3 separate regions of the Homo sapiens genome follow, and regions 2 and 3 are each linked to region 1. The links are chromatin loops, found by intact Hi-C in ENCODE. Cell type or tissue: PC-3. All regions are shown on one strand.

Region 1 (2,500 bases):
CTGGCCTCTGGAGCGGAGCCGATCTGGCACCTTGTCTCCGCTCCACTGCTTTGGGATTTGGAGCCTTCATTTCATTTTCCGCAGAATAGGATGGGAGGAGCTGGTTCTGGGGTCCTCATGGCAGTCAAATGTGAGGACCTCTGGGGAGCGCCAGACCCCAAGGAGGCCCCAGCAAGAGCAGCTTTCCCATTGTTCCTCACTACCACGAATGGTGGGATCTCAGGACAGGGAGCCCACAGAGGCCTGGGGAAGGTTCTGGATGGGCTTGACAGCTGTGCTTCCCAAAGCTCACTGCACATCAGAGTCCTCTGGGGAACTTTTTCAAAGATACAGCTTCCTGGCCGGGCGTGGTGGCTCACGCCTGTAATCCCAGCACTTTGGGAGGGCAAGACAGGTGGATCACCTGAACCCAGGAGTTTGAGACCAGCCATGGTCAACATGGCAAAACCCTGTCTCTACTAAAAATACAAAAATTAACCGGGTGTGGTGGCGCACACCTGTAGTCCCAGCTACTCAGGAGTGAGTAGCTGAGGCACGAGAATTGCTTGAACCCGGGAGGCGGAGGTTGCAGTGAGCCGAGATCGTGCCACTGCACTCCAGTCTGGGTGACAGAGCAAGACTCCATCTCAAAAAAAAAAAAAAAATACAGCTTCCTGACCTTAAATCAGGATAACCTAGAATGAGACCTGGTCTTTGTCCTTTTTATTACTGTCTCCTCAGGTCAATCACAGTAGCTCAGGCCTGCAATCCCAGCACTTTGCAGGCTGAGGTGGGCAGATCGCTTGAGCCTAAGACTTCAAGACCAGGTTGGGCGACATAGGGAGATGTGGTCTCTACAAAAAATTTTTAAAATTAGCTGGACGTGGTGGCACGAACCTGTAGTCCCAGCTACTGGGGAGGCAGAGGTGGGAGGATCACTAGAGCCCAGGAGGTCGAAGCTGCAGTGAGTCAAGATCATGCCACTGTACTCCAGCCTGGGCAACAGAGCGAGACCCTGCCTGAAAAAAAAGAAAGAAAGAAAAAAAAAAACTGTCTCCTCAAAAAAATTAGATGTAGTCAGCCCAGTTCCAGTCTTCAGTCCAAGGTCCTTCCATTCCTCAGTGCAAACATTTGGGATAAATCTTAGGGAAGGGTGCAATCAACTTCTCTTTGCCTCTGGTGCCCCCTGGTGGACTATAGGGGTTCAAACATCTCTATTTCCTTCATTTCCAGCCTCCAACCAGGACACCCCGCTATGTACAAGAAGGTGGGCTTTTACCTTCAGAACATGGCATAGGCTCTGTTGCCAGTTTATCTGAAGTATTTTAACTTAGCTTGAATGTTTTTATTTAAATTTCCTTGCCTACCCATTGAAGTATTTGTGATTATTTGAATATAAATATGATGTTTTAAATTCCTCCATATGGCCAGGTACAGCGGCCCACGCCTGTAATTCGAACGCTTTGAGAGGCCAAGGTGGGAGGATCTCTTGAGCTCAGAAGTTTGAGACCAGCCTGGGCAACATGGTGAAACCCCATCTCTACAAAAAATTTAAAAAATTAGCTGGACGTGGTAGCATGCGCTTGAGCCCAGGAGGTTGAGGTTGCGGTGAGCTACAGTTGTACCACTGCACTCCAGCCTGGGCTACAGAGCAAGACCCTGTCTCTAAAATAAATAAATACATAAATAGAGTTCTTGGCCAGGTACGGGGGCTCACACCGGTAATCCCAGTACTTTGGGAGGCCAAGGCGGGTAGATCACTTGAGGTCAGGAGTTCAAGACCAATCTGGCCAACATGGTGAAATCCCGTCTCTACTAAATATACAAAAATTAGCCACGCATGGTGGTAGACACCTGTAATCCCAGCTACTTGGGAGCCTGAGGCAGGAGAATCGCTTGAACCCGGGAGGCAGAGGTTGCAGTGAACAGAGATTGCACCACTGCACTCCAGCCTAGGCAACAGAGTGAGACTCCATCTCAAAATAAATAAAGTTCTCAGTATGTTCCCATGGCTGTGGGGCTCACCTGGAGGAGGCAGAGTGACTGTCTAGGCTCTTAGAGGAAATGTGGTACCCATCTCACTGCACTCCTCACTCACCCTTCCCCTCTGTACCAGAGAAGTCATTGAAATGCCAAATACCTCATGACTATATACCATTACTTTCAAAACCTTTTTTGGTCTTGGGATCCTTCTACACTCAAAAAAATTATTGCTGGGCGCGGTGGCTCACGTCTGTAATCCCAGCACTTTGGGAGGCCAAGGCGGGTGGATCACCTGAGGTCGGGAGTTCAAGACCAGCCTGACCAACATGGAGAAACCCCATCTCTACTAAACATACAAAATTAGCCAGGCATGGTGGCACATGCCTGTAATCCCAGTTACTCAGGAGGCTGAGGCAGGAGAATCGCTTGAACCCGGGAAGCAGACGTTGCGGGTGATCCAAGATGGTGCCATTGCCACTGCACTGGCCCTGATTTTTTTTAAATTTTATGGAAAATAACTATTTTCAAAAAATTAATG
Region 2 (2,500 bases), 260 kb before region 1:
CCTAACAGCAGGGATAGGAGATGGCGAAGGGCCTCACTGGCATCACTCTCATCTAACCTAGAGGGCTCTGGAGAGGAAGGCAAGGCAGACCTCTTCTCTGGAAGAAAACCACTGCTGTTGAAACTCGCAGTTCTAAACAATAATCTGTTGCCACTTCTCCCAGGGGCCCTACTCAGCCTTTGCTCTCCCCTATTTTCAGCATTCAATGCTAATTACCCTCTGGGGCAGGTTGCCAAGTATTTGAGTGAAATGTAATCACTTCCCCCTGCTTGGGAATTTTGTCTCCTCCCCACTCTCAAGGGGTGCAGCAGGGAGGTGCTTAGGAAATTGAAATTGAACTCTGCCAGTTACACCAGCATCAATTTTACTTTTCCAAATTTCTGAACCCTGGGGAGCTTCAGAACCAACCTTGACCTCTTTGACCCAATACTTAGTTCTTTTCCTGCCTGCAGCAGAAAGGGTTCAAGCTGAGGAGTTGGACAGACAGGAGTTGGAACCTCACCCCTGTCACTTGCTGCCTGTGTCCACTCGACCAAAAGTATTCCCCTCTGAACCTCAGTTTCCTTATCTATAAAAATGGGAATGTGACTCATGCCTGTAATCCCGGCACGCTGGGAGGCCAAGATAGGAGGATTGCTTGAGGTCAGGAGTTCAAGACCAGCCCAGGCAACATAGTGAGACTCCCATCTCTACAAAAAGTCAAAAAACTTAGCTGGGCATGGTGGTGCGCACTTGCAGTCCCAGTTACTCAGGAGGCTGATGTGGGAGGGGGATCACTGGAGCCCGGGAGGTCGAGACTGCAGTGAGCTATTGGCGCAGGATTTTTTTTGCTCCCTTTGTCAGGCTCACAGCAGGAGATGCCCCGTCAACTTGGCCCGCTGGGCTGTGCTTGAAGGCAAGCTTCCAGTGTGGATCCTGTGGCCCCTGTGACTGTGCACTCAGTCCCAGGAGGGAGGGGGTGTGTGAGTAAGTGATTGTGGGGTCTGGCTGGCTGTTCTGAGCGCTGAGCCCCAACACAGGAGCAGGCTCCGTGCAAGGCTGGTGGCTGGACCAGGCGTGTTGCCCAGAAGGGAACACAGTGGTGCCCAGGCAGGGGTGTTTTCAATGCCAAAGCCCCAGAGGGGGTGTTACAGTATGCTAATTAGCTCTCAGTTCCACCATCTGCAGCCTGATGGACAGCAGTGTGTTAGCAGCTCACTCAGCTCCTTGCCCTGCTCTGGCCCAGGGCTCCAGGACTGGCTCAGCCTCACCACTGCTTCTGTCAGATGGAGCGGCTGCCCTCCACCAGCAGAGGGCAGAGGGCCACAGTGCTACAGCCTTCTGGGTACTCACATTCGGTAGGTCCCTAGCTCTTGTCCCTCGTCCAAGAAAAATGAAGTCATGCCGACGATTGAAGGGTGATGAGGGCTGAGAATGTTATTGAGCTACAAAACAGCTCTTGGAGGAAAGGGGATGGGTAGGTGGTGTCTCACCCAAAGTCAGGTCATCTCCCTCAGTGTGGCTGAGTCTGGGATTTTTACAGGCATAGCATTAGGGAGGGGCAGGCTGTAAGTAGTATTGAAAAAGGCAACATTTGATTGGTTAAAGAGCATTATTCAGAAAGAGCCAGTCAGTAAAGGGTAGGCAAACAGGAACAGAAGTTCTCACTCCTCTGGAACCAGCAGTCCAGCTGTTTTTGGCTTGAAGCTGTGGTTTCACCGGGGACCCGCCCCTATCTACCTAGGCATTTGTCTGCCTCCTGCTGCTATCAATATGATCGCACCACTGCACTCCAGCCTGGGTGACAGAACAAGACCCTGTCTCTAAAAAAATAAAAATAAAAAGTAAATGGAAATTAATTTACTCTTAAATCAATCTAGTAATTAAATCTTCAGAATAGGTGTAAAGACCAGCATTGTCCCTGTCATGCAGTAGGTTTTCTTTTTCTTTTTTTTTTTGAGACAGAGTCTTACTCTGTCACCCAGGCTAGAGTGCAGTGTCCTGATCTTAGCTCAGTGCAACCTCCACCTCTGAGATTCAAGTGATTCTTGTGCCTCAGCCTCCCAAGTAGCTGGGATTACAGGCGTGTGTCACCAAGCCCAGCTAATTTTTTTTGTATTTTTAGTTGATACGGGGTTTCACCATTTTGACCAGGCTGGTCTCGAGCTCCTGAACTCAAGTGATCTGCCCACCTTAGCCTCCCAAAGTATTGGGATTACAGGCATGAGCCACTGTGCCCAGCCATAGGTTTTCAAAAACATTCACCCTCTCTTTTTTTGTCCTAGCACCTGGGCTTTCCAGGTAGGGGAAGGGGTTACTATTCTTTTTTTTTTTTTTTTTTTTTTGAGACGGAGTCTTGCTCTATTGCCCAGACTGGAGTGCAGTGGCACGATCTCGGGTCACTGCAAGCTCCACCTCCTGGGTTCACGCCATTCTCCTGCCTCAGCCTCCCGAGTAGCTGGGATTGCAGGCACCCACCACCATGCCCGGCTAATTTTTTGTATTTTTAGCAGAGACGGGG
Region 3 (2,500 bases), 110 kb before region 1:
ACACAAAGACCACAGTGTCACCACACACACAATGTTTTTATCTCGATGTCTCTTGCAAACTGGGTTACACACAAAGTTGTACCAAATCACAGCCATGTCCCTCTTTTGTGTGGGCACGTACAACACACGCAAACTACACCACAAAAACCCAGGATTTTTTCACAACTTGTTTACAACAGGGACACCACATTTCTTTCTACCACATTAACATGCATGTACAACAGGACCCAAAAGTGGAGATCACACATCACACACACACACAGGCAGGCTGTCTTCTGTTCCTTCCTCCTTCCCTTGACCTCACAAAACCTACACGTGGAGACAGTGTCTCTCCTGGACCTGCAAATTCACACGCCTAGAGAGCCACGGCTCCTTCTCTCTGCTTTGCTACCATTCCCTCCCTCACCCCTCTATCACGGGGACACACACACACACAGCAACAAACCCCAAATACAGCGGACACACACACACAGCAACGAACCCCAAATATAGCAGACACACAAACACACAGCAATGAACCCTAAATATAGCGGAGACACACACACAGCAACAAACCTCAAATATAGCAGACACACACACACAGCAATGAACCCCAAATATAGTGGACACACACAGAACAAACCCCAAATATAGTAGACACTCACAGCAACGAACCCCAAATATAGCGACACACAGACACACGGCAACAAACCTCAAATATAGCGGACACAGGTTGTCCTGAAGTCCCTGGACGGCAACGAATCCCAAATAAATCAGTCAGGGCTTTCCTTCACATATAAACACACGGGCACGCGGAATCCACCCCTCCCCCACTTTCTGTCTCCTCATCTCTCTTCCTCTCTTACACACACACACACACACACACACACACACACACACACACGGCAACAAACCCCAAATATACCGGACACACACACACAGCAACAAACCTCAAATACAGCGGACACACACACAGCAACGAACCCCAAATATAGCAAACACACACACGCACATATACACACAGAGCAACAAATCCCAAATATAGTCAGGACTTTCCTTCACACATAAGCACACGGGCACGCGGAATCCACCCCTCCCACCGTTTCTGTCTCCTCTTCTCCTCCCTCTTACACACACGCGCGCGCGCGCGCGCGCGCGCACACACACACACACACACACACACACACACACACAAGCAGCTGCAGCGCCCCGGGTCACACTCCAGTGCAGGAGCCAGGCAGGAGACAAAGGTCGCCGAGGCTCCCGGCGGCCCCACCGGACACAATCGAGCCTCTTCCCGGTTCTGCTAGCTCCCAACGCCGGTCTCGGCAAGGTCTGGACCCTGCGCCCCGAAGCAACAACTCCCGCCTGCTCCTGCCCTCCAGGTTCCCCGCGCAGCCCGGGCAGCCGACTCCCAGCGCGCCAAGGGTTAAGGGCCCGCGCGGGCGCGGGGAGTGCAGCCTCAGGCCGTGATTGGCTGCGCCACCCAGGCCCCCGCGCCCTGCCATTGGCCCCGCGGCGGCCCCGCCCCTCCGGCACTCGGCGCCGAAGCCGCGAGCTCGCCCGCTGGAGCTGAGCGCGCCGCCTGGGCCAGGCAGCCGAGCCGTCCGAGCAGCTGGGCTGGGAGCAGGGAACCCGGAGCTGGGAATCGGGAGCCGGGCGCGGGGAGCTGCGCGAAGCCGGGGCGGAGCACGCGAGCTATGGTGAGTGCTGCGCGCGGAGGTCTGGTCCGGTCCAGCCCAGCCTCGACGGTCGCGGGCAGCGGTGCCGCGGGTGGCACCCGGGGCCGCCCTGGCTCGCGGGGGGCTGGGCGCCGGCTGCAGCAGCAGCCCCCGCCCGGCTCTCGGAAGGCGTGGAGTCGGGGAGCGCCCGGGCAGAGCGCGGCTCTCCCGGCGGCGCTGCGCTTGGTCCCGTCGGGGGCGGCCGCGCCGAGCTTGGTTCTGGTCCCAGCCGGATGTGGGGGGCTCGGGGTCCCCGGTTCGCTTTGGGGACGGTTGCTGCGGTCTGTTTTGGGTTGTTCTGAAGTCCCTGGACTCAGCTTGGCTTGGAGACCCAGGGCAGCCGGGCTGGGTCGGGCTCGCGGGTGGCGGCGATTTCGAGGTGCCTGGATGCAGCTGGACCTGAGCGTCCCGGGACACTGAGGTCGGTCTGGGGCTCGCCTTGGGGCACTGTGGGTGGCCACGCCCGGCGCATTCGGAGGGCTAGGTTGCGGCCCTCTGGGACTGCTGATCCAGCTGTGGCCTAAGGGGTGTATGTGGTGGCGACGCAGCTAGGTCGGTGCTGTCAGAGACCAGGGGACACTCAGGGGCCCTGCACCCAGCGATCCGGTCTCCCCAGCATCTCCCGGTGATGGGTCCTCAGAGGAGGGGCTTGCTGAGGCCGAGTGCTGACTGCGATAGGCAGGAGTACCAGGGAGAAAGGGAACTGGGGAGGGGCGTTTCATGGGGCTCTCTAAAGCCCCAGAAGAGAAATCCATTTGATCCAGGCTGGGCTTCCTGGGGGGGGGCTGTTGGGAGGGGCA

Evidence for each region. Peaks named below come from ENCODE experiments on the same cell type or tissue, not always from the same donor. Only the 100,000 strongest peaks of a DNase experiment are listed, where the experiment ranks them.
Region 2: a loop joins it to region 1, with 4 times the contacts of the local background. A loop is called at or near these places in 6 of 110 quality-filtered maps.
Region 3: a loop joins it to region 1, with 11 times the contacts of the local background. A loop is called at or near these places in 7 of 110 quality-filtered maps.

Annotation. Positions count from the first base shown.
Region 1 is chr1:21,230,818-21,233,317 of GRCh38, reverse strand. The region is part of intron 14 of ECE1 (endothelin converting enzyme 1); the gene reads left to right. Among named protein-coding and RNA genes, the nearest start is that of EIF4G3, 55 kb to the right of the region's middle. In PC-3, a CTCF peak has its summit at 1,162 (motif pointing left); a DNase peak (open chromatin) is centred at 1,157; H3K27ac peaks cover 1,089 bases.
Region 2 is chr1:21,489,792-21,492,291 of GRCh38, reverse strand. No RefSeq gene overlaps it. Among named protein-coding and RNA genes, the nearest start is that of ALPL, 18 kb to the left of the region's middle. RefSeq lists an enhancer at 498-998 and a silencer at 1,186-1,235. In PC-3, CTCF peaks have their summits at 1,102 and 1,303 (motif pointing right); a DNase peak (open chromatin) is centred at 1,341.
Region 3 is chr1:21,344,558-21,347,057 of GRCh38, reverse strand. It overlaps a transcript of ECE1 not described here. Among named protein-coding and RNA genes, the nearest start is that of ECE1-AS1, 53 kb to the right of the region's middle. RefSeq lists enhancers at 1,148-1,197, 1,208-1,257, 1,958-2,337 and silencers at 1,408-1,597, 1,718-1,827. In PC-3, no CTCF peak of the experiment used is centred here; a DNase peak (open chromatin) is centred at 1,477; H3K4me3 peaks cover 2,500 bases.